3 separate regions of the Homo sapiens genome follow, and regions 2 and 3 are each linked to region 1. A link is a loop called in an ENCODE intact Hi-C map of the cell type or tissue named here. Cell type or tissue: GM12878. All regions are shown on one strand.

Region 1 (8,000 bases):
AACCCTGATAGAACATTATGAAGGTCGGGAAGGATCCATTGGAGATGCTGTCATTATAGAAACGGCGGTGAAAACCGTCATGCCTGAAGCAATAAATTTCTGCTGGAGAAAACTGTCTACATGTTATATGTGACTTCACAGGATTTACGACAGAGCCAATCAAGGAAATCATGAAAGATTGTGAGTATGGCAAAAATGTGTGGCAGGGCGGGGCAGAGAGTTGGTTTTAAGATATAGATCTTGAAGAAATTAAAGAGCTAATAGACACCACACTAGAGGAATTAACAGAAGACGACTTGATGGAAATGATTGCTTCCAAACCAGATAGATATGATGAGGAACAAGATGTAGAATAAATAATGCCCCAAAGAGATTGACATTAGACAGTCTTGCAGAAGCGTTCTGATTATTTAAGACTGCTTTTGACTTTTACTACATGGACCCTTCTATGATATGGGCACCCAAACTTAAGCAAATGGTGAAAGGATTGGTACTGTATAAAAACTTTTAGAGAAACAAACTAAAAAGGGAGAAATTATGGTGTATTTTCACAAAGCTACACTGAGTGTGCCTGCCTCACCTGCCACCTCTTCTGCCTCTGCCAGTGCTGAGACAGCAAGACCAGCCCCTCTTCAGCCTGTGAAGACAACAGGGTGAAGACCTTTATGATGATCCACTTCCACTTAATGAATGTATATTTTCCTTATGATTTTCTTAGTAACATTTTCTTTTCTCTAGCTTACTTTATTATAAGAATATACTATATAACACAAATAAAAATTTATCAACTGTTTATCGATAAGCCTTCAGGTCAACAGTAGCCTACTAGTAGTTAAGTTTTTGGGGAGTCGAGTTACATGCAGATTTTTGACTATGCAGGGGGTCGGTGCCCCCCACCCTCCGTGTTGTTTAAGGGTCAACTTATACGAATTCCTTTGGTCATTTCACTAGTCCATTGGGTACTGTGTATTTTGAACCTACCTTATTACCTCCTTGACTCCTGCACACCATTATTTAAATACCATTATAAGAAAAACATGCCATCATTTAATTGTAAGATGCTGCAGATTATAAGATTCATAGGAGATGTTAACATGAAAAAAATTTGCATTTAGAATCAATGAAATATGACAAGGTAATAGTTTCCAAATGTCTATTTGTCATCCAGGATTTCAAGAACAATATATTTTTTTTTTGAGACGGAGTCTCGCTCTGTCACCCAGGCTGGAGTGCAGTGGCGCGATCTCTGCTCACTGCAAGCTCCGCTTCCTGGGTTCACGCCATTCTCCTGCCTCAGCCTCCCAAGTAGCTGGGACTACAGGCGCCCACCACCATGCCTGGCTAATTTTTTGTATTTTTAGTAGAGACGGGGTTTCACCGTGTTAGCGAGGATGGTCTCGATCTCCTGACCTCGTGATCCACCCGCCTCGGCCTCCCGAAGTGCTGGGATTACAGGTGTGAGCCACCGCGCCCGGCCTCAAGAATGATTTTAAGAACAGCACAACACACAAAAAAACACTTTATTAAGTACTTTGTTTTGAAGGCTAGGCTTCTTACATGTGGTTACTGCCCAAGCAATGTTTTGCCTCTTCCAGGGATTAAACCAAGGTTTTTCAGAAAGGAGGTACTATTTGCAAGATTTTACCTGAGGATCATAGTATAGATTCTCATTTGTTGTCTTTGGTAAGATTGAGAGTCAAAAACAGTATCCTACAATGTGAAATCAACATCTGTAATTTTAATTAGATATTAATTAGAAGTGGGGGTTTTCAGTGTGCTAAGTATGGCAGCCATGACTATTTAATCCTTGATTTAGGATTTGATTTTACCTATTTTGCTTCTCCCAGATAAGTCTTTTTTTTTTCTTTTTTAAGAGACAGGATCTTTCTCTGTTGCCTAGGCTGGAGTGGTGTGATTATAGCTCACTGTAACCTCAAACTCCTGTGCTTAATTGATCCTATCACCTTAGCTTCCCAAATAGGTAGGACTACAGGCACGCACCACCACACCCAGCTAATTTGAAATTTTTTTTGTAGAGGTAGGGTCTTGCTGTGTTGCCCAGGCTGGTCTCAAACTCCTGCGCTCAAGTGATCCTCCCTCCTTGACCTCCCAAAGTGCTGGGATTATAGGTGTGAGCCACCACACACTTCCTCATATAAGTCTTAAATGAGCTTCACTAAACACCTTTGAGTAAGAATAGATTCTTTTTTTCAGGGAGAAAAACATCTGTAAGTAAAATTAATATATGCCTGCCTGTATGATTGTTTTATATTTATAAATTAAAACATACTTTTTAATCTCAACTTATAAAATATTGATGGTTTCATCAGATAAAGATTATATAAAAATTATATTTATAAAATTAAGATTAGATATGTGAAAGATTATATTAAAAAGAACATTAGACTTTGAGTTTTATATTTGGCATATACAGAATGTTGAAAAACATAGTTGAAATCAGTGAGATGACGGCATTATTTTCTAACATTATATTTGAACAGAATACATTTCTTTGCCTTTCAGATCAACAACTTCTGGCCATACATCCAACAAGTAAATCAGGAACTTAAATTCCTACAAAGAAGTAATATTCACTAGCAGTATGACTGAATTTTGGAAGATAGTGTGCAGTGCCAGCTTTTATCCTAGAAAGACTACCTCCAAAGGAACTTCACAGAGTGGCATTTTTGGTGAATTACCATTGATCAGAGTCCATTTTTCAACCTCAAAGATGTAGAAAAAAGATCCGTAGATCAAGCAGACCCTTAGAAACAGAGTAGGAATAATAAAATTGGCCCAAAACTGAGGTGTAAACTAAAATGCTTGTTTGCTTACCAAAGGGACTATGTCTTTGTAGTGATTGAAGTGCTGGGTCCCTCCTTTCTGAGAATTGAGGAGTCCAGAAAAACAGATTAATAGTTAAATGATTATTTGTGAACATAAAAATAGAGCCAGGGAAAGTGTATCATTTTGAGGATTGCCTTAGCCATGGTCCTAATGAGACCTCATGAATGAACTGTCTTTCTCCAGAGAAATCACTCAGAATGCTTTTTTGCCTCCGTCTTTTGGTTATACTTCCTGAAGTATACTAACTATAGTAAGGAGAGAGGTGTAATGCCTCTCCTTTACAAACGAGGAGAAGAGTGTTTGAGCAGAGGGAATGTGGAAAAGGAGAATGGTAATGAAATATTTGCCACAGGAACCCTTTCAGGTAGATCAGTTTAGTAAAGAATACATTTATCTAGAAGATGAAGAGCTGGAAATTGAGTCACTTAAAATGATCTATACCTGCATATCTCTTTAAAGGAGTTTATGTACCCTAGAGCCCACAAATTCCTTAGTTTGAGGAATTATGGCATTTGTTTTTATCTTTGTAGATATTGGCTTACTTTCTTTGGATTTTCATTCATGCAATAAATACTTATTCATTGTCTATTTACTAGAATACTGTGTTTTATATCTGATTTCCAGTTGCTTAGTAAATACATGAATTGAATTGAATATTTGTTGAATGTGCCTATTAAATAGATTTCCAAGCTAGTTCCTTCCATAATTTTTGTAGTTAAATGGACTTTATATGTCTTGCCATGAGACCTATTTGAAATATTATTTTGATAAGAAAATGCTATCTGAGTAGAAAATGGTACAGATAACATATTTAGGAATGGGCAAGGATCTTCCTGTGATTGGGTGAAAAAGCCGTACTTAAACACTCTCCCTCTTTCCCATAGAGTGTGCTCTGATATTTCAAAAGAATGTCAAAACCAGTGATTATTCCTTCAGGAATATAAATGTATTTGCTGTCAATTTCAGAAAAGTTGTAGTAACCTGAAGAAGAGACTTTCTGTTTTGTGCTAGAGATAACATGGGACATCCTTTAGGGTAGCATCATAAACATAACTCACAGTCATCTATAGATAATGAATATGATAATTTTGAGATTCACAAAGAGAGGGAACAAGATACCTGAGTAAAAAATCAAGAAAGGAAAATAAAGATATGGAGAGACACATTTATTTATTTAAGGCTCTACTGTGTTTCATAATGGTTGGATTCATTTGCATGTTATTTTGTTTCAAATAAGCATGGATATAGTGGGCAAGATTGACTATGGAAGGCTGTATTGAGCTCTTAGAAAATGGTAGAGGGAGAAAGTTTGATTTATACATTGTACATAATTTTAGGGGGCAAGAAAGGAAATATGGAATGATATTGCTGTAGATGTTTCTTCATTTTGGCCACTAGATGGTGACATTGTATAAAAACAGCTTGGTTGTAGAAGGTAAGATACTCAAAATTTGGTGTGGGATTGGATAGCTGTATTTAACAAGTAAGCCCAAGAGTGTCACTTAATTTTTTTATATTCGTCATTCAGCCTTGTAGCATTTTTGGCGAATTTATTGAACTTCTCTTTTTGGTATTTAATTTATATGTGTATACTATCCTGAAGTATTTTGTTAATATCTCTGTGCCTAGCATATTTGGTGATGATAAACTATATACGATAAACAAATACTTAAACAAATGCTACCTGCCCTCCAAAAAATTCACATAGCAAAAAAAACTAGTTGATATATTTGATGTGTCTAAGAAACATATTTAAGATACATTAAACAAAATAGAAATTTATATGTGTTTGTACTGTGTTTACTTTTTTACTGCTTACAACGGTATACATGCACATTTGGAAGTTGGACTCAGGAAGAGGGGCCACTCCAAAGGTCCTCTCATCTGTGAATAACGCTTACATATACTGGGTATGCGTAACCCACATGCCAAGGATCCTTCTGCTTTCCTTTCTGTGCCCTACCACCAACTTCCCATTATTTTCCAATTCAGAAACAATTGGCGAGTAGCACTGTAGTATTGCTATGACTTTAAAAGACACAGTTCTTTCTGTAACAGTTGAAGTTGGTGCCTCTTGAATTAGTGGGTTTTCTGTTACTGGATTGGAAGAAAGTAGGTCCCTATTATCCTTAAGTTGGAACTCTGAAGGTATTCTTTCATAGACATGGTGTTTTTTTTTTTGCGTGTGTTTGTTTGTTTGTTTGAGACTTAGTCTTGCTCTGTCACCCAGGCTGGAGTGCTGTGGTATGATCTCGGCTCACTGCAACCTCTGCCTCCTGGGTTCAAGTGATTCTCCTGCCTCAGCCTCCTGAGTAGCTGGGATTACATGCACGTGTCACCACGCCTGGCTAATTTGTGTATTTTTAGTAGAAACGGGGTTTCACCATGTTGGTCAGGCTAGTTTCGAACTCCTGACCTTATGATCCACCCGCCTTGGCCTCCCAAAATGCAGACCTGATGTTTGTTTTTGGTTTTTTTTGTTTGTTTGTTTTTTGTTTTTGTTTTTGTTTTTTTTATTTTTTTGAGATGGAGTCTCGCTCTGTTGCCCAGGCTGGAGTGCAGTGGCGCAATCTCGGCTCACTGCAAGCTCTGCCTCCCGGGTTCACGCCATTCTGATGCCTCAGCCTCCCGAAACATGGTGTTTTTAATGGTGGTTAAATATGGCTAACGTGGTATTATTTGCAGCTCTACTTTCTAAAATCAGAATTCTCTTTTCTGGGGTTTGACCTCACTTCTTATTTTCTTTACAGAATAAGTGATCGAAAAAGCATTTTCTCTTCTGTTTAACAGGGCCTCTTCAAGTGACCATATAGTCCTATTAAACATGATTTCTTACTTAAAACCTACATCATTTTCTCTAGCTTTGAAGCAAGTTGTTTTTCCCCTGTTCTGTTATAGTCCTTTTTAAGGATCCAGCTTTTACCTTATGTTAATCCTGTGTAGATTTTTGTCATCCCAGCTATACTGTTTGGGTCTTAAAGGCAAACTTTCTTGCTTAGCCTTTTATCTGTTATCAACAAATTCTTGTCCAGTGCCTTACATGTAGTAGGTGCTCAATAAAATACTTAAGCGGCTTAAAGAACACTTAGATGGCTGATGCTAAAGTAGTGTCTTTTAAGAAAATTAGCTATGACTGGAAATAACTTTCTGTATGACACAAGATGTTTAGATTGGCTTTTAGGATAGAAGAACTCCTATGACCAGGTGTTTTGCTTTCTGATGAATGGATGCTCTGGCATTGCAGGTTATAAAACACATCAGTTTGATTTTTGGAACGCAAAATGCATTCCTTTATACTTGTTCATAAAATTCAGTCCACATATGGGGCAGTTTGATTGTTGATATTCTAAATTACTGATCGTTATGGGAGTCACTGATTCTTTTGAGAATCCGATTGAAACAATTCTTCCCCCTATACATACAACATCCAGAAAAATGCACATGCGTTATAAAGATAATTCTGTACATTATTTAGAGAGCTCATAGATGTCATGTTAAGAACTTCTGCTTCAGATTTTGGAATAGACTGCAGCTGATTAGTCAAAAGGCAGCATAATATAATAGAAAAATGTACTGTATACAAAATCAGTTGGTCTAAGTGAGTTCTAGCTCTTATTCCACCTTTGATAAATGTAGTACCATTTGGCAGGTCATTTAACGTCTCCTTTTTGCCTGTTTTTTCATTTGTAAAGTGAAGTTGCATGAAAGATTAAGTGAATTAGCACGTGCAATATACTTAGAAGAGTGCTGGGTATGTAGTATGCTTCCCAGCTTTTCTTTCTAGTCTTTGATTCTACTATCTTATAAAGGATTTTTGAATTTTTTAATGCCCCCCTCTTTTTGTCTAATTGATTTTCTTTGCTTTAAGAAAATCACTTTCATATATATTTTTAAAACTTGAGTAACACTTTATTCTCTTATCCTGTAAGGCAAGTAGGAAACTAAGAACTTTAGTCTTTTCAGGAGTTGGATATATTACAGCTACTGAAAAACTGTTACTGTTCATGTAAAATTTTTTTGTAAGCAGAGTCCATTAACATCTATGTCAGCAGCAAACAGATTGTGTTGAAAATATGTAACTTTAATGTATTACCCAGTAAAAAAAGACCTTTCTTTTTTTTATTCTAGGGAAGAAGACAAAAATATATTTGATTACTGCAGGGAAAACAACATTGACCATATAACCAAAGCCATCAAATCGAAAAATGTGGATGTGAATGTGAAAGATGAAGAGGTATGAAAAACATGCCCTGTTAATTATTTTCCTATGCATGGTTGTTCTGCCCCAGTGCCTTTTCCTAAATGGTAGGCCAATGAACTACAACTCAAAGTACAGTATGGTTAAGAGTATATCAGAATATCTAAATGAGATGGTGTTACCTAGTTAAGATACGTTCTGTGATTATGTCCAACATATTTTTATCTGTGTTTTAGAAGTTACTACCTGAAATTTGTAGGAGTCTGATAGCTTCCATATGTTTATGCTAAAGGGAGAGATTATTCGCATAATAAGTGAAATCTACAGGTAATAGCAAAATCTCATTTATACATAGCTTTCGTGTCTTCCGTTATTATACCTTGAACAGCTAGGTATATTGTTCTTTGCTCAATAAATACATCTTTAGAAAACTGTCAGAATTTTGGTAAATCAATAATTTAAATGCTGGCCTACTAATTAAAGGAATCCTATAGTAAATTATTTTATAAAATATATTACTCCTTTTTTTGGAGGGAGAAACAGGGTCTCACTCTGTTGCCCAGGCTGGAGTGCATGGGTGCGCTCATAGCTCACTGCATCCTCAAACCCATGGGCTTACGCAATCCTCTTGCCTCAGCCTCCCAAGTAGCCAGGACTACAGGCATGTGCTGTCACTCCTGGCTAATTTTTTTATTTTTTGGGGAGATGGGGTCTTGCTATGTCGCCCGGGTTGGTCTTGTCCTCCTGGCCTCAAATGATCCTCCTCCCTCAGCTTCCCAAAGTTTTGGGATTATAGGCATGAGCCACTGTGCCTTGTGTATTACTTCTTAATTTATTTGTGTTGTGAATAATACCATTCACATACTGAGTTTTAACTGACCCTGAATTATAGCTGTTAAAAGAGCAAAATTTGCTAACTCACTTCTAATCATTTTCTCATTCTTTGGTGATGCTG
Region 2 (8,000 bases), 230 kb after region 1:
GGCTGAGCCCCAGCCTGACATTTGTGAGTGCAGCCCAAGGACACCAACACAGCCTGGGAGACTCTCTTCCCAGACGTCCCACACTGCCTTCTCCTCTCCACATGGGTCCCAGCACCGGGCCCTCCACAGGGAAGCCTTTCCCAGACCCCTCTCCAGACAGCACCCGCTCCGGCACTGCTTTGCTTTGTCTTCCTCAGCATTCGTCATCATGGCTGAAGCCATCCCTCTGTGTCTGTCTCCTGCCACTCAGATACTGGCCCTGTGGGGGCAGGGACCTGTCTCATATGCTGCTGTGTCCCCGGCACCTGCAGCGCCACATGGCATGGTGGAGATGCTCCATACACACTGGCTTCCCACACCACTGCCTGGCAGTTCCTCTGATTCACGGGGCTCCACACAGGCTGCTCCCTCTGCTGGGATGCTCCTCTCCTGGCGGAATCCCTACTCACCCATCACCCCTCAACTCACCCCGTAAGGCCTCGGGCCCCTTCCCAATGGCGTCGAGCCTGCCCTCTCTTCACCCCACATCTTTCTCTCCACCACGGCCCTAGCCCTGATGCACTGCAGGCCTCTCTGTCCCCCTGCCTCACACTAGAGGTCCACCAAGAGCGGGCACTGTCGCCCTTTTCACCCATGTATCTATCCTCCAAGCCAAGCCGCAGCCTGGTATAAACCTGGTTCCTCAATCAGTGTGGACTGAATTGGATGCGCATCCTTTCAGTCTTCAAAAGCAGGTGTGGGGCAGCGTGGCCGGAGAACATGGTGGTGCAGTTTGTGGACAATCCGAGGCAGCAGGGGAAACGTGTTTCCCCAACTTCCCCCAGGAAATTGTTTTTCAGTGGGAAGTGCAATAAAATTGCTCAAAGCACCTGCTATGTATCAGCTATGTAAACTGTAAAATACACGTTTTTTTCTTTGTTAAGAGTATAAAAAAATAGAATCACAATTTTTTCATGAAGACTGAAAGCAAAGCAAACTATAAGCCCGGAGAAAGACAGGGAGAAGCCTCAGCCCCAGAGCTCCCGGGGCCGAAAACAGGACTGGTTGAATTCCTAAAGTCTGCTCCCTCCTGGGATTGGTTCTATTCTGGCCGTGTGGGGCTACCTGCAGATAGAGCAATCCAGCCAGAGCCCCAAGGCTGACTCTCCCCATCTTCTGGCAGCTGGGAGCCAGTGGGGCAATTCAAGGGAGCTTCCCTGCCCCCTCTCCCCTTGGAGGGCCGAACAGAGCAGGGTTGGAGGCACAGTGGGGTGAACGGGTCCTGGACGTACCTGCTTCCTGTGAGTGGTCTACATTTTGCCGAGCTGCCTGCACAGTCAAGAAGTGGAAGAGGACCCACAGGGAGCAGGGAAAGCCCCGGAAATGCGGCTCACTCCCCTGGCAGCCAATCCAGTTCACCTTCTTGGCAAGAACGGCACCCTGAGGGACACATGAGTGTGAGTGCACATATGGAGAAGGAAAAGGATGGGAGAGGCAGAGACAGAAGCTTCTAGGAGACAGCCCTAAGACAAATGAGGTCCCTCAGTCTATCACCTCGAAGGTGGCATTTCCCTTTCACCAGTTCCACCCACTGAAGCAGCAGCAGACCTAAAAAGCTGTGACCCAGATCAAGCTGCATCCCGTTCCAGCCTCAACTTCCCCAGCTGTAACACAAGGGGGTTATCTCTGAGGTCCCTTCGAGATTTGACACCCTACAAGTCTACAGGGTTTTACACCTCTGCTGGCTGCAGTGACCCACTTTTGCAAATAGCAGCATGAGCAGGAGCCCAGAAGGTGCCCTGGAGAGGGCCAGGGAGGCCATGCTGAGCAGCACCACAAACTAAGAGGCAGCACAGGGTAGTTGTTAAAAACTCTGGGGTCTCACCAAGTTTTCATCCCAGCCCAAACACTTACTGGCTCCATGAACCCAGACAAGTTGCTTAACCTTTTCAAAGTACTGTTTCTTCATCTGCTAAATGGGGAGAATATCTACCTTCCACTAACATTATGAGGATTAAATGAGATGTGCGCATAGAGAGCTCAATCAATAGTCATTTATTGATTATTGTTAGGACCCAACGAAGATCACTGACTCCCTGGTGCAAACTGGCGAAGAAGGTCAGAAATGACAGGGTTAACCCCTTGCACTCTCATAAATACGGAGGATGGAGAGATCTTTATTTGCTTCCCAGACTCACCTCTTTCCTGTCGTCCAGGGCAGTTTTAAAGAAACTGTAGGGAATTTTATTTCTCTTCTGCCTCTTGAGCCATTCATTCACGGAGTGCAGGAAGTTCTGGACTAAGGGCCGGCCAGGGAAATACTGTGGGGAGGAACAAGCGGAAGCTGGAGAGTGAAAAGCAATTCCCCAAGTTCCCCGTCCTGCAGATGGTAGGAAGCTATGCAGAAGAAGGCGGGGGGCGGGGGGCGGGGGGCAGTGGGGAGGAGGTTGTGCAAAGTTCCAAAACCACCAGGAAAACATTCTAACTAAGACACAAATATGACTTCTGTACTACCTTTGCTCTGGGACACCTGGTAAGGCTAGAAGACAGGGTAGGGAAGGTGCTCGCTCTAAATGGGGTGGGGTCCTGGAAGTCTCCCTCTCTCAGACCTCAGGCTCCTGTGCAGCACCCCCCGACCATGTGCCACCACTGGGAGGAAGGCTGGAGCACTTGTGCCCCTTGCCAGGGCTGCTGGGAGCCCTGGGCCACACAGTCCTGTCTTTGGGTGGTCCTCGGATAGAGCTGACTTGCCAACTGACTGGCCAGCTGGGTTAGGTGGGCACGAGACCTTTCATTTGGATTCCATGGGCTGCCAGTGAGGACCAGCCAGGCCAGGGGCTCACAGCCAAGATCCAGATCTTGATGGTAACTCCCAGTGGTATCTGAGGAGCATGAAAAGCTACTCTGACAATAAGTCAACTCAAATCCGATTAGTATCAGCACTTTAAAACCACAAGGACTCCAGGGAGGAGGACATATGTGTGTATGTGTGTGTGTGTGCGTGTGTGCACGTGCACAGCACAAGGGGCGGAGGGCAGGAGAAAGAGGGACACAGCAGCAGGCTGATCAGATAAAACCACAAAGAGGCTGGCCGAGGGGATGAGGACCCTGAGAAAATCACAGCAAAGAAAGCAAAGACAAACATTTGAGAGGAGAAGGATACTGGAGACACGAATGGTAACTGAACAGGAAAACCTGCTAACAGATCCATTCCTCTGAGAAAGCCATTAAATATTCCTATCAAACGTTGGGCTGGACACCTTCCCCCAGAGTGAGAAATGGCCGGAAAAGACCACGCTTTGACACGTGCCCTCCTGGTGAGCCCACACGGGCCTCTGGAACTCACACACAAATTTACAGCTTGAAGTCAGCATTTCTCACTGACCTTTGCCATCATCCTGACTTAGAAACTTCCGCCTTCTAAGGCGACAGTGCCAGAAGGATGGATGAATTAAGGAGCTCTGGACAACTGGGAGCAAGGAAACCCTGGTGCCCACACGCCACCCAGTGGCCACTCCTACCAGCTGCTCACAGGAGGGAGCACAGGCTGGGAGAGGCCGGGTGGGAAGGCACCGGCAGGACATGCAGAGGGCCTCCTGACTGACCGGGCACCTGCAGGGCTGGCAGCTAGCCAGGGGGAGCCAGCAGTGTCCACTGGCACCCTTAGGGGTTCGGGCCTGTGAGCACCATGCACTTGGTGGTAATGGGCATGGGCTGGATGCGAGTGGGTGTGGCTCCCTGCCCAGCCCCTCACTAGCTGGAAGACCCTGGCAAGGTGCTTTAGTTCTCTGGGGCTTTGTTTCACCTTCTATGAAACGGAGATCATACTAGAAGCCATGCTGTGGAATCTTCTCTGAGAAACAGAATGAGGAGCTAATATACAAAGAACACTGCAGGCACCGGCAGGGCTGAAGAAATGATAGCTGCTAGGATACTACTATTCAGGAAGAAGCTACCCAAGCAAGGCAAGGGCCAGAATACTCTACAGACCCCAGGGGATGTGCGGGCAAAACCCAAACAGAGGGTCTCCAGGCCCATGCCCCCGATGCCTCTGCTGCTACTGCGGGGCATACCTGGCTTCCCTCTGTCCTCCACCCCACTGCCAGCCCTACCCCGAGGGCCCTGGCTCTGGCAGGGCAGGCACCTTCATCTCAAGCTCATTCCCAGCCCTTGCTGAAGGCAGAGACTCAGCAGGCACAGAGGGGGTGATGCCTCTGCCCAGCTCAGGGACTTTTCTGTATCTCATTCTTTTCCCCCATACCGGCTGCAAACAGCCCCACTGGGGACAAAGAAAATAGCAGGTTTGATCACAGCTGAGAGATGCGAGTGACACACAAGCCGATCTTCCTGGGGTGACTCCTTTGGAGAGTACTGGACTAGGGTGGTGGGGTGTCTGAGGCATGCCGGGAAAGCATGCTGGGTGCTCTCCCTCATGGGTCAGGAGGAGGGACTGTACGTGGGTCAGTTCTGGATTTTTCCCCTCTAAGTCTCTAGGTTGTCAACCCCAGGCCTCTGCACTGTGAGGACCAAACAGCTCTCAGCCTTGGAGGAAAGGTCTCTATTATGGCAATGGACTGAAGAACAAGGGCTCATTTTGCATGGGACTTCAGTGAGGGGCCAACGACTGTCCTGCCTTAGGCTGAAATGTCCCTGTCAGGCCCTCTCAGTGTCACCACGCATTCATGTGACCAAGCCAGGGGGCCAGGACAGGGAGGTGGGAAGGAGGGATCAGGCTGGCAGGAAGTTCCCAAGGAGAGGCACAAATCACCCGAGGGCAGCCCCAGCTTCCTGCAGACCCACACTGAGGAGGGTGGGCTCAGATCCGGGCCCCAGGGCCAAGGGAGGCTGAGCCAGCGGCCAAACCCGAAGCGCCCAGAGCCACATCTGACTCAGCAGTACTGAGCAGCAGAGTCCAGGGTTTCCAGCAGGGACGCAATGGCCAGGATCTGGAACCAAAGGGAAGGGCGCAGAGAGGGAATGGCAGCCACCTCTCACCTTCAGAGAGGAAGGAGCACAGGCTCAAGGCCTGACCACAACACTTTCAGGCTGGCAGAACGAAGGCATGGCACTTGAGCTCCCTGGGCCTCTTAAATCGGGGAGGACAAAATAAACCACCCACCTCGCAGAGTAGTTAAAAGGATTAAATCCTAGACAAACATCAAGTCCTCAATAAATAGGAGCTACCCTTCGTGGAGTAGCCACCTTCCCGGGGAAACTATAAAGGAATAAGGAAGGCATGGCCAGGGCCAGGGATCGGGTCAGACTGGGAGGGAAGCAAGGAGTATCAGAAGAGCATCCTCTCCTTCGCCAGGGTGTCCTAGGGGTCCTGCTTTCCCAGTGACCACAGAAAGGGGTGGGAAGCCACACTGGGGCTCTGACTGAGGACTCAGGCAGGCAGAGCCACAGTCACTGAATCAGCTGGAAATATCCCCAGGTGGGGGGCACGGGCCCTGTGTCCCACCCACACTGCTGCATGGGGCAGGGTTGTCCCTGGCAGTGTGGGGCTGGTGTGGGGTATGGCTGAGGCTGGAGGGTATCACCTATGGTGGACAGGGAGAGCTGTGGGTCCAGGTGTCCAGCCAGACCATGGGCTTCTGGAGGGAGGGGCTGACGGGGTGCCCAGCCTTACAGGAACGCACACTGACCATCCGTAGAATTGCACAGACAAGGGAAGCCATGGCCCTGCTCACCTTGGCCAGCACTGCCACAAACTTTTTCAGGGCCACCAGGCGCTGCCCTTCCAGGACCGGGAACCTGCCCACTTCTATCCGCAGGATGTAGTGCAGTGCAGATTCCAGGTCAGCCATGTAGATCTTGGAGCTGAGGACCCAGAGGGAGATAGAGAGAGAAAGAAGTATTAACCATGGTGCAGGGGCTGCAAGGAGCATCCAGGGCTAAAGGGAGAGAAGAGAAGGGGCACTGCTGATGGTCACAGAGTCTTGTAAGTTACCACTGGCTTCTGCCAGAAATGTGCTGTGTGACCTTGGGTAAATTACCTAATTTCTCTGAGCCTCAATTCCTCATCTGTAAGATATGAATAACACATTGCTCACAGGTAAGTTGCTGAGAGGATCAAATAAAAGCACAAATGTAAAAAACTCTCAGCAGCTCCTGGCAGGGAGTAGGAGTTTTCTCTCTCCAGGCCCACAGCCACCCCTCCTGCAACTCACTAATCAGGCCAGCTCCGAGCCAAGACCACTAGACATAATCAGACCAGCAGGTTCATACACACGACATGGCTCTGGAAAAACTGGGCCCTCTCTGAAAGACCAGGGTTTAGCTGCCCACCAAGTCTGGGAAATGGCGACTGGGGGCAGGAGGGGAAGCAGGGCCTGTATTTCTTTCAGGGCTGATGTGCTCACAGCTGCCGGACCTCACATCTTAGGTGGGCCCATCTCACACCTCTCCGCAGCCCTCATGGAAGGGCCGGAGGCTCCATGCTGGCCCCAGGCCCATCATGCTGGGGTCCAGGCTCAGGGTTCTGATGGCAGGGGCCAGGAAAGTTGGGTGCCTCTTCCCCTGTCTCTTGAGACCTGGGTTCTGACCTCAGTTTGACTGTGAGCTAGTTTGTGAGCTTGGGCAACTCAGTTGACTTTCCTGGGCCTCAGTCAGCTCACCTGTAAAACACATGACTTGCTCCTGACCCCTCCATGACAACCTCCTGAGGTTGGAAAGAGCCAATAAGGTCAACTAATGGGGTACGCATTGTGGCTGCCTATGCTCCTCCTCAGGGCAAGGTCTCCTCTGTGTTCCACTTTGCTGTCCTTGGGCCTCAGTTTACCTCTCCATTCCTGTGCCCTGCCTCCAGAAGTGGCCCCATGACTGAATGAGGTAACACAGGGAAGGTGCCCAGCACAGAGCCTGGCACATACACCAGCCCAAGCTATTACAAGAACGTCAATGGTTTGCATAACTGTAATGATCGAATGATTATGATGATCATTCATAATGACGGAATGATCATAATGATTACACCACCCCTCACTCTCTCTTTCCTTCTCCCTTGATCTACTAAAAGTCTCTCCATTTGGCACTTTCCACCCTTAAAGTCCCTCATGCTAGGATGCAAAGTCCTTCTTGCAATCACCTTTCCCCCACTGTCTCGTGCATCCCCTTGTGAGGGGCACCGTCCTGGCCAGCTCTGAGCTCCCTGGTCAGACATTTCCACCTGGTATGCAGCTGGTACCAGTGCAGGAGGTCTACAGCTCTGTCTCACTGCCCAACCACAACAGAAAAGGCAACGAGCCTCAGAGAGAAGAGCAGCTCTCTCATGCTTACGACTGTGGACACACACACAGGTGACCTGAAAAGGCAGTGAACTCACTGACACCACAGGCATTCAAGTGAGGTTGGGTGCCTTCCTAGAAGGGATGCTGTAGGGTCTGCACAAGCAGAGAATGCATCTGCCTGTACATATCTGCTGCCACAGTGCCTAGCACATAGTGAGTACTCAAAAATATTGACTGCACAAATAATTGCTTGGGTGGGAAGTTGGTCTGGAGGCCTCAGAGTGTCCTTGCACGCAGATTCCCCATTTGTGAGCAGAGTTAAGCTGAAGGAGCGTGGGCATGGAAGGTGTTCATTCCCCAGTCAGCCCCGGCCCCGCAACAGACACCAGAGGCACCGCAGCTAAATGCCGCTCCCACACATTGAAGGTCCCTGAGCATGGCCAGACCCCAGGGTGGGGGACAGCCTGGCTCAGAATGTACACACTAATCATATGACAAGGAAGAAGAATGAGCAAGAGGGCGTGGGTGTGAAGGTGTGGTGGTCTGTGATCAGAGGAAGGAGAAGAAGTGAGGAGAACCAGGCGTAGCCTTACCGATCTGCCAATTTCCAAACAGTGGGAGCTATCTTGTTAGCAGTGGTTGGTGCAACTGTGGTCTGGGCAGCCTCCCTGGTGAGCCCAGAGAGTCTCTGCAGGTAAGCGGTATAGAAGGACCTGGATTCCATGAGCCTGTGAGGGCACAGAACCAGGGAGGAGAGGCAGTAAGTGCAGAGAACAAGATTAGAGCTAACCA
Region 3 (8,000 bases), 160 kb after region 1:
GTCACCCAGATCCCACTGGGGACCCCGTTTCCACAGCCCAGATGCATCTGATCCCCAGACTAATTTGCAGCTAGGTGATTCCAAACAGATTCCTCTAAGCCAGAAAGTCCCTGAGATGTGTCTTCCACAGATGTCAGGAGGCCTTCACCCCAGGCCCCACTCGGGGAGGGTGGCCCAGGCGACTGCAGCTGAACTGCACGCTCTGGGGCGGGCAGACAATCCTCCTCCGACTCATCACCTCCTGATTTACAGCCTCGGTCCCTGGGGGAGCTTCGGGGCTAAGTAATTGCTTCTGCCTTGATTACAGGCCGGCACAAATGACTGTGGGCCTGGTCCCACCAGTGTGTTTGAATCTTTCAAATGTCCACACGCACAGCCACTATCCGGACCATCTGATCGTTACCTTAAAAGGTTTAATTTGCTTAGCGAGGAAATTAGACTATAAACTATTCAGAAATTATGGAAAGTCACACATCAAAGAGACACACCCCTGTGCATTCCTTAAGCACATTCTGCTAGAGCACTGTGTGTGTGCATGTGTGTGCACGCGTGTGTGCGTGTGTGTATGCATGTGTGTGTGCGTGTATACATGTGTGTGCATGTGTGCATGTGTGTGTGTACGCACGATCATGCCTGCATGGCCTGGCAGGTGTGTGGTTATCAGAAATAATAAGTGGCTCAGCAAAAGTCTGACTCCACACTGACTCTACGACCAACCCCAGAACTGAGGCTGCCTCTTTCTGGGGCAACAGGGCACAAGAAAGCTTGAGACAGTGGAAAGCCACCCAGGCGCGGGCTGCCGCCTCCCACCAGGCTGGCCCCGCTCTTTGATGCGAGCGAGCGCTGAGGGCTGCGGTTCCTGCCCACAGCTCTGGACCACACAGGGAGGGAGAGCATCCCATGAGGAAAATGCAGGCCGGCTCCTCACTGAAGGGTGGGCCTTTGTTCAATCCCCTGACCACCACTACCACTGACACAGCCTGGCCAGCAACCCCAGGACCCCGTCCTTGCCAGCCTGGTCCCAGGCCCTCCTGCTGTCTTCTTTCCTCCTCCCTATGTGGGGCACAGTGTAGATGCCCCTCATGGCCTTCCTAAGAATGGACTAAGCACTTCCTTGCTGCTTCTGACTCAGTCCTCACAGTCACTCAGAAAAGTCAGTATTTTTCTTCCGCCTGTAGAGATGGGAAAGCGAGGCTTGGTGATGTCTAACGCCCCAAGTTCACGCTGAGCCTGGACTCAAAACCCCGCACCTGCTCTCCATGAAGCCCACCCCGCAGAGGGGTCGAGCCTGTTTTTCCCCATATTAGCCAATGTCCTGTGGGCAGCTGCCCCCTGCAAGATGAGGAGCAGAGGCCCTGGTCACCAGAGTGGGCTAAGGTCACCAGTGAAGCCCTGTCTGCAGCCAGCACCACCACCCTGCAGCCACGCCAGGCAGAAATGCGCTGTTCTGGACTGCGGAGATAAATGGGAGCAGCTCCCGGGCTCCCAAGGACGCTGCCTACCTGCCCTTGGCGGACAGCCCACCTACGGCCTGCAGACTGGCAGGCTGGGGGAGGGGCACCGCGGGGAGCAGAGGGAGATCCTGGCCTGGCCCAGCAGCCGCACAGCTCCCCTGCGACACAGCGGCCTCCATCCCGCTACCGGGAGCCTCTGGCGCACCCATCTCTGCCTGCCTGCCTTGCCTTGTGAGGGCCTCAGGGGCAGGGAGACCCCTGAGAAGCATGACGTTTTAGACAGGAACCTCCTGGAGTGGCAGCACCCTCAGAACACCCGAGAGTCACTCCACGCCCCCTGACGGGCAGATGGAAATATGGAGCCCCAGTGGCTGGGGGCACAGCTTGAAGCCCCCACAAGCCTGGATTGTCCTTGAAGGCTTTGCCCTTGACCTTACAAACGTGTAGGAACGTTGCCCTCGCTTCAATTCCACAGCTCTGTTTGTTTTCACTCCATAATGGTTTGTTTCTCAACTCTTCACAGAGATCCACATGGCAGGTTTCTCCCATGGACCACAGCCCACCCCGTTCTGCCAGGCTAACCCCCCACTAACTGAGGAGCTCCAGGCAGTTAAGAGTCATCTCCATGGGAAGCTCTCAAGGCTGGTACAGGGGAGACCAGGAAAGCCAGCGCAGGCCCCGCCCTGAGGGAACTCTGACTACCTGACCCTGCAGGGCTGCGGGTCAAGGGGCCACACGGCAGGGCCTGAAACCCGGCAGTGTTTACAAAGCACCTAGCATTCTGCTGGACCCGGGTCACACACGTCTTCTTCCTAGCTCGGTGGGTTAGCGTGAGCTCCTCTCCACAGACAAGGGAATGAGGCTCAGAAAGACCTAGTTACCTGTGCTGACAAACTGCTAACGAAAGATAGGACAGGAATTCAACTGAGCTCCTTTTGGGTTCACCAAAAGGAAAATCACTGCTGAGAAAATCACTCCTTTTGAGAAATGCTCCTGGGTGCCAGGGCTCTTAGACAGGCACTGTGAAGAGGACATAGATGCTCAGAGATGCAAAGAAACTTGCCTAGGGGCACCCAGCTGGCTGCCGACAGGCAACACTTGAACCCAGCTCCAAGAGGTCTGTGCTGTGCTCCAGAGGAAGGCAGCTGCCTGGCTCCTTCCAGGACCCACCTGGTGATAGCAAGGGGACCCAGAAACCCCACTCCTGGATCCCTACTCTCTCTGGGCCCTGGTCCCTTTTTGAGGAGACATGAGAAGGATCCATGACATGCTGGACACATGGTCTGGATAGGACCTGCTTAGCAAATGCGACACGAGGAGTCATTGCCCCGCAGCTTGGGATTCAAATTATAACAGGGCTCGGGACACCCTCTGCACCAGGGGTGGGCTCTCCTGATGTTTGAAGCCGCCACTGAACTCAGAACAAATCATGGTCCCCACTGTGCTCCCTTAGTCAACTCAGTGCCTTTCTTCTTGGGTCTCAGAATTTTATTTCGTTTGGAAAAAAGGAGAGCCAAGGACACAAGCAGCAAAAACAACAAACAACAGCAAAAATCAGTCAGTGTTACTGAGCAAGACAGAGCTCAACAGCCCCCAAAGAAAAATGCAACAACCACAGAGTACAATTTCCCAACAATCCTTCTTGCCTCCTCTGTGTCCACACCAACATCGCCCCCTGCTGCCAGTTACCAGGATCGCCACATGCCCCTGTGGAAGGCTGGGGAAGTCCTGACCTCCCGGCCTCCTTCCACTTTTGAGATATTACAAGGTACTACCCACCTCCAGTGGGTACTCTCCGTATCTCCGTATTGATCTGCAGAACTTCACATAGAATATGACAGGAGGATGCCCCCTGGAGTTGTGCAAAGCAGTGGCCCTCTTCCTTGTTATGGGCAAAGAGATTAAAGTATTGATCCAGGAACTTAGGACCACAGTGCTAATCAGGGAACCAATGAGCCCTGCCCCCACCTCTGAACAGGGCTAGGAGGAGGTACCAGAAAAGGACATGCTTTTTCTTTTTTCTTTTTCTTCAAGGAGCGTGGAAAAGGGACTCTCCCTAGCTCTGACCAGCTGTCTTCCAAACTCCACAGCTAAGAGCATCAGAGGTCTGATGGGCAAATTCAAGTATGTGGCACCTGCTGTCCCTCTCACAAGGTGGCCACAGATGTGACTTCTATAGCCGAGGGTGAGCCAGGGAGGGACCTGGGGTTCCACGGACTGCTTGCCCCCTCCTGCCCCAGCACGGTCTCTGTCCTTACTGCACCTCCACTGTGTGTGTGCCCCCATGTGCCCTCTGAAAGAGGTGCCTGGTGACATCTAATGAGATGGGATGAGGAGCAGGCTGCCCCAGAGCCCCAGGTGGCCAGCAAGTCCCAAGACCCCTGGGGATGGGAGGTGGGACCACTCAGATGCTGGACAGCCTGCTGCCTCCCTGTCTGTACCTAGGATGGAGCCTGCAGCTGTGCCTTCCTGTACCAAACAGCCCTGGTCCCCAAGAGCTTGGTGAGGGCTATGAATCCACCCACTGAGGACTTCAGAGCCACCTGGTCTTCATCTCGGGTTGGCCCTCCATTGACAGGAGGGAGAATCACTTCAGCTTTGAACTCCCCTCCTCACAGCACCCCATCACAGAGTCAATGGCCCAAACTCAGCACTGAATCCGTGGCCAGATGCCCTGCATTACAGAAGGACCCAGCCCTGAGAGTAGGTCATTTCATGAAGCAGAGCAGTGCCGGGAACAAGGGAAGTGACCGTGGCTAAATGATGGGCCTGAGCATTTGCAAGCAGCCTGGGCCTCCCTCACTCAAAGACGCCTTGCAGCATACAGAAGAAACTGGTCACCAAAGCTCGTGTAAACTCACTGGATAATTTACTTGTTGCAGCATCAAACCCAGCAGTGGCCTATGGACAAAGCGCAGAGCCAGGGGCTTACACAGGGGACAGAAAAATGAGTAACAGATAGGCCTTTTCCTCAAGCCAACAAGGAAGATAAACCAGGCACACGAGAAATGGGCAAACCAAAGCATTCTGTGCTGGGTCACCCGGGAGAGGGGAGAGACAGGAAGTGATGGCTCCACTGGGGATCCTGTCTGCCGCGGAGCTGGACTCTGAGGACCCTGGAAGGATGGAAGCCCTGGAGGGTGGGCACCGTCCCTGGAGGATGAAACAGCCTGGGCTGGCGTGTGGAGGCGGCAGCCCACCAAGCATGCCTGGGAATGGAGCATCCTGCTTGGTGGGCGTCAGGTACCTGAGGAAAGCAGCGGGCTAGGACTGGAAGGGAGCGCCGGCAGGAGGCTCTGATGCGCCAGTGCCTCTGGCAGGCTCTGTGGCATATTCAGGGAAGGGGCAGGCCCTGGCCTGGGCTGTGGGGTGGAAGGCTCACCTGGCGGGAAGGCCCACCTGGCGGAAGACTCACCGGGTGGGAAGGGTTGCAGACTACAGGGAGGTGAGTGGAGGGACTAGCCAGAAGGTTTCTGCTGAGTAAGGCCCTGAAAGGATCCAAAAGAGGGCCAGGGCTTGGGGCAGTGGAGCCAGGGGCAAGGCCCAGGTGAGGAGCCGTTCTTGTTATTTCTGGTCTTGGGCCTTTGGCTCATAGGCCTGTGGGGATCCCTCCTCAGCACACACTGTGGGCGCTTCCTGGGTCTAGGGAGACCCTCTTTCCTGGTCATTACTTCTCCCAAACCCAACCCCACGCCTGCGCTGCCATCACCTTCCTCTCCACCCTCTCTTTCCAAACCATAGCCAGCCACTCAGGGTCCAAAAATCAGACAGGGCCCTGAGGAAGCACTGGGGGGTCCAAGGCAGCCCTCTGGCGATGAAGTCCTGGGTCAGTGGCCCTGCCAGGCTTTGCTCATACCCCACAGGCTTCCCTGAGCCGCCACACTGGACCAGCCAGAAACCAGTGGGGTCTGAGGTCTGACTCGGACATCCAGCACCTACCCTGCCCCGAGACGGGCAAGCGGAGGCGTGGCCTCTTGGCTTTCCAAAGGTGCAGGCATACACATCTGCACACACCTCATCACAGAAGCAGGGCAGCTCACCCGACCCCAAGGCTAGGCCCTGCCACCTGCCGCTTCCTGCCCTCTTCACACACACATTATGTTCACATTTGCACCCGGGTACATATGTCAACCCACGCGCGCACACACACACACACACACACACACAAACACAGGGAAATTCACTCCACCCAGGGTCCTGTAACAGCTGCTGTGGTGCTTGGCCAGGACATCATAGAGGAAGGAAAATAGAGGCAAACTCCTGTTGCCCACTGGGAAAGGATGTGGCTAGAGGGAATGGAATTGCATGAATGCCAGAGAAAAGGAAACTAGAGGAGGGTCAGAGGTGGGAAAGCAACAGGAAGATTGTGAGAAAGAAGAGCAGTACACAAAAAGCTCAGAGGAAGGACCAGAGGTCTGTCCTTCCACCCAAACATCAAGGACTTGCCGGGCACCCATGTCACCTGCTGCCCCTGCCTTCCTGTAGTCAACACACATTCACACGCTCACTCACACTCACACACAACACTCACACTCTCACACTCACACAACACTCACCCACACACACTCTCACACACACTGTCACACACACACTCATACACACACTCACACACGCACACACACGTAGGGAGCAGCACATATCTGAGCAAAGTACCGTGGTGACAGTGAGTGCACCCTCTGCACACAGGCGGGGAGGCAGCCCCACGCACTGGTTACCAAGATCTTTAATGTGCTCTTCAACTCACTGCACTAAAGAAATGTGAGAATCCTCAGATATTCAAATCACTTATTCTCCATAGTGAAACCTTTGGGAAGATGTGGGAGAAATCGTATTCTGTATCCAGGACTCACATTTCTCCCCATTACTCCCCCTCAACCCCCATCTTCCGAATACACAGCTTCAGCATGAGGTGCCTCTATGGGGCTTGGTTATCTGGGCTGGGTGTGTTCAGCCTTTGGCGAGCCTCCCTGGCGCCCCCTGGGCCACCCAGGCTGGTGTGACTGAACACAGGGCTCAGCGTCACTGATCCCTAACCCCCACCTCCGGCTCTTGGCTTTGCTTGCTGCCAGCTGCTCCACATTGGCTAAGGCACCAACATCACTGCCTTGGGTAATAGATTCTGGGAGAGAAGTCAAGGACTAAATGCCATGGAAAACACCTTCCAGGAGGTCTTCTCACCCTGATCCAAAGCTCCAACAGGAAGTTTTTGATGAACCCCACCCCAGAAAGGAAAATCTCAGACAGTCTTAAGAGCTAACACTCAAGTGTCAGGCACTGTCCTGAGGACTTGATGCATAAATAGACTTATTTAAAGCTAATAAAAACCTCATGAGGTAGGGACTACTACTGTGAGCCCCATTTTACAGATAAACAAACTGAGGCATAGAGAAGTTAAGTAACCTACCCAAGAGCACACCGCCAATAAGTGGGTTCGAATACAGGCAGAGCCTGGACTCAACCATCACATGAAACTGCCTCTTTCTTAGTCATGTTTCCATATAAAGTGACGACATTGACCGAGCCTGGCTTGCCTCCTGCCAGAAGCAACTCTTGCAAGCCTCTAAGGCCCTTGAAGCAGGCTGTGCAAACACAGTCACAGAGACGCCTCTGGATGTGGACATGAACCTAAAAGCAGCTGCTCTGAAAGTTGTGGGAATGTTACAACCACATGCCCTGAAGCACCAATATATCAGGACAGAAAGAGCAACTCTTTCTGTTGCTCTTTGGAGCAACAGAGGAGATTTGCAGAACTTTGTCAACCACCCTGGAGAAATCTAGCCCAAGGCCTCTGGCTCCTCACCCCTGCCCCATGCAGAGATCAAATGAGGTCTAGAGGCTGAACCTCTGGCAGTGATGGGCCAGTGATCAGAAGGGGGACCTCAACAAGGGGCATCCTCTCAGCTCCAGGATTTACCTGCCCCTCCCAGAGTGGACTCTCCACCCTCCCTGGCCTACCCTGCTGCAAACTTCCCCCTCACTGCTTGGGGAGAGGCAGAGACAGGCCAGGGCCACGAGACGGACCGTTCTGACTTACTTGAAGAAGTCCTCCTTGCAGTAGACGCTCCCAGCCCTGGAGAAGCACCTGTCCGCCAGCTGCATCTGGCAGTCTGCACACTTGAGGCAGGAGCTGTGCCAGTGTCTGTCCAGGACCTTCAGGATGAACTTGTCCAGGATGTGCTGGTTGCAGCCAGCGCACTGGGGAATCTCTGTGAGGAAGAGGAGAGAGAGGCACTGTGAGCCTTCCACACAGCCCTGCTAACCAGGCCAGGCCCTGGCGGGTGCCTTCCCACTCTGCTGATGGTGGAAACAGACATGGCCCAAACCGCAGAGCTGTTGCATATAGTTGTACAGGTTATACATTGCACACAAACGTACGTAGTCAAGGAACAAGTGGGGACTGAAAGCCAACCCTTGCTTTGCTGGCCAGGCTGTGGATTCTGGCTTGGGGTGACTTTGGCCCAGAGGAATCACTCGTTTCTAAGGGCACCACAAGGCTAGCAGCAGCAGCTAACCCATTTATGTCAGCTGCAGTTCCACAGCCAACAG

Evidence for each region. A loop is a pair of places that touch in the nucleus more often than their neighbours do. Peaks named below come from ENCODE experiments on the same cell type or tissue, not always from the same donor. Only the 100,000 strongest peaks of a DNase experiment are listed, where the experiment ranks them.
Region 2: a loop joins it to region 1, with 17 times the contacts of the local background. A loop is called at or near these places in 34 of 110 quality-filtered maps.
Region 3: a loop joins it to region 1, with 9 times the contacts of the local background. A loop is called at or near these places in 66 of 110 quality-filtered maps.

What each region holds. Positions count from the first base shown.
Region 1 is chr1:180,412,447-180,420,446 of GRCh38, reverse strand. It overlaps ACBD6 (acyl-CoA binding domain containing 6), which reads left to right. Exons shown (of 8, transcript NM_032360.4): 5 at 6,976-7,081. LOC105371637 (a long non-coding RNA gene) reads left to right here. Exons shown (of 2, transcript XR_922334.3): 2 at 2,524-3,445. Among named protein-coding and RNA genes, the nearest start is that of MIR3121, 22 kb to the left of the region's middle. In GM12878, no CTCF peak of the experiment used is centred here; a DNase peak (open chromatin) is centred at 4,312.
Region 2 is chr1:180,183,852-180,191,851 of GRCh38, reverse strand. It overlaps QSOX1 (quiescin sulfhydryl oxidase 1), which reads right to left. Exons shown (of 12, transcript NM_002826.5): 7 at 7,802-7,936; 8 at 5,670-5,799; 9 at 2,178-2,300; 10 at 1,272-1,419. Among named protein-coding and RNA genes, the nearest start is that of QSOX1, 33 kb to the right of the region's middle. RefSeq lists an enhancer at 3,405-3,524. In GM12878, a CTCF peak has its summit at 3,479 (motif pointing left); no DNase peak of the experiment used is centred here.
Region 3 is chr1:180,247,945-180,255,944 of GRCh38, reverse strand. It overlaps LHX4 (LIM homeobox 4), which reads right to left. Exons shown (of 6, transcript NM_033343.4): 2 at 7,489-7,660. Among named protein-coding and RNA genes, the nearest start is that of LHX4, 22 kb to the right of the region's middle. RefSeq lists enhancers at 1,464-1,983, 5,833-6,813, 7,099-7,599. In GM12878, a CTCF peak has its summit at 3,136 (motif pointing left); a DNase peak (open chromatin) is centred at 3,144.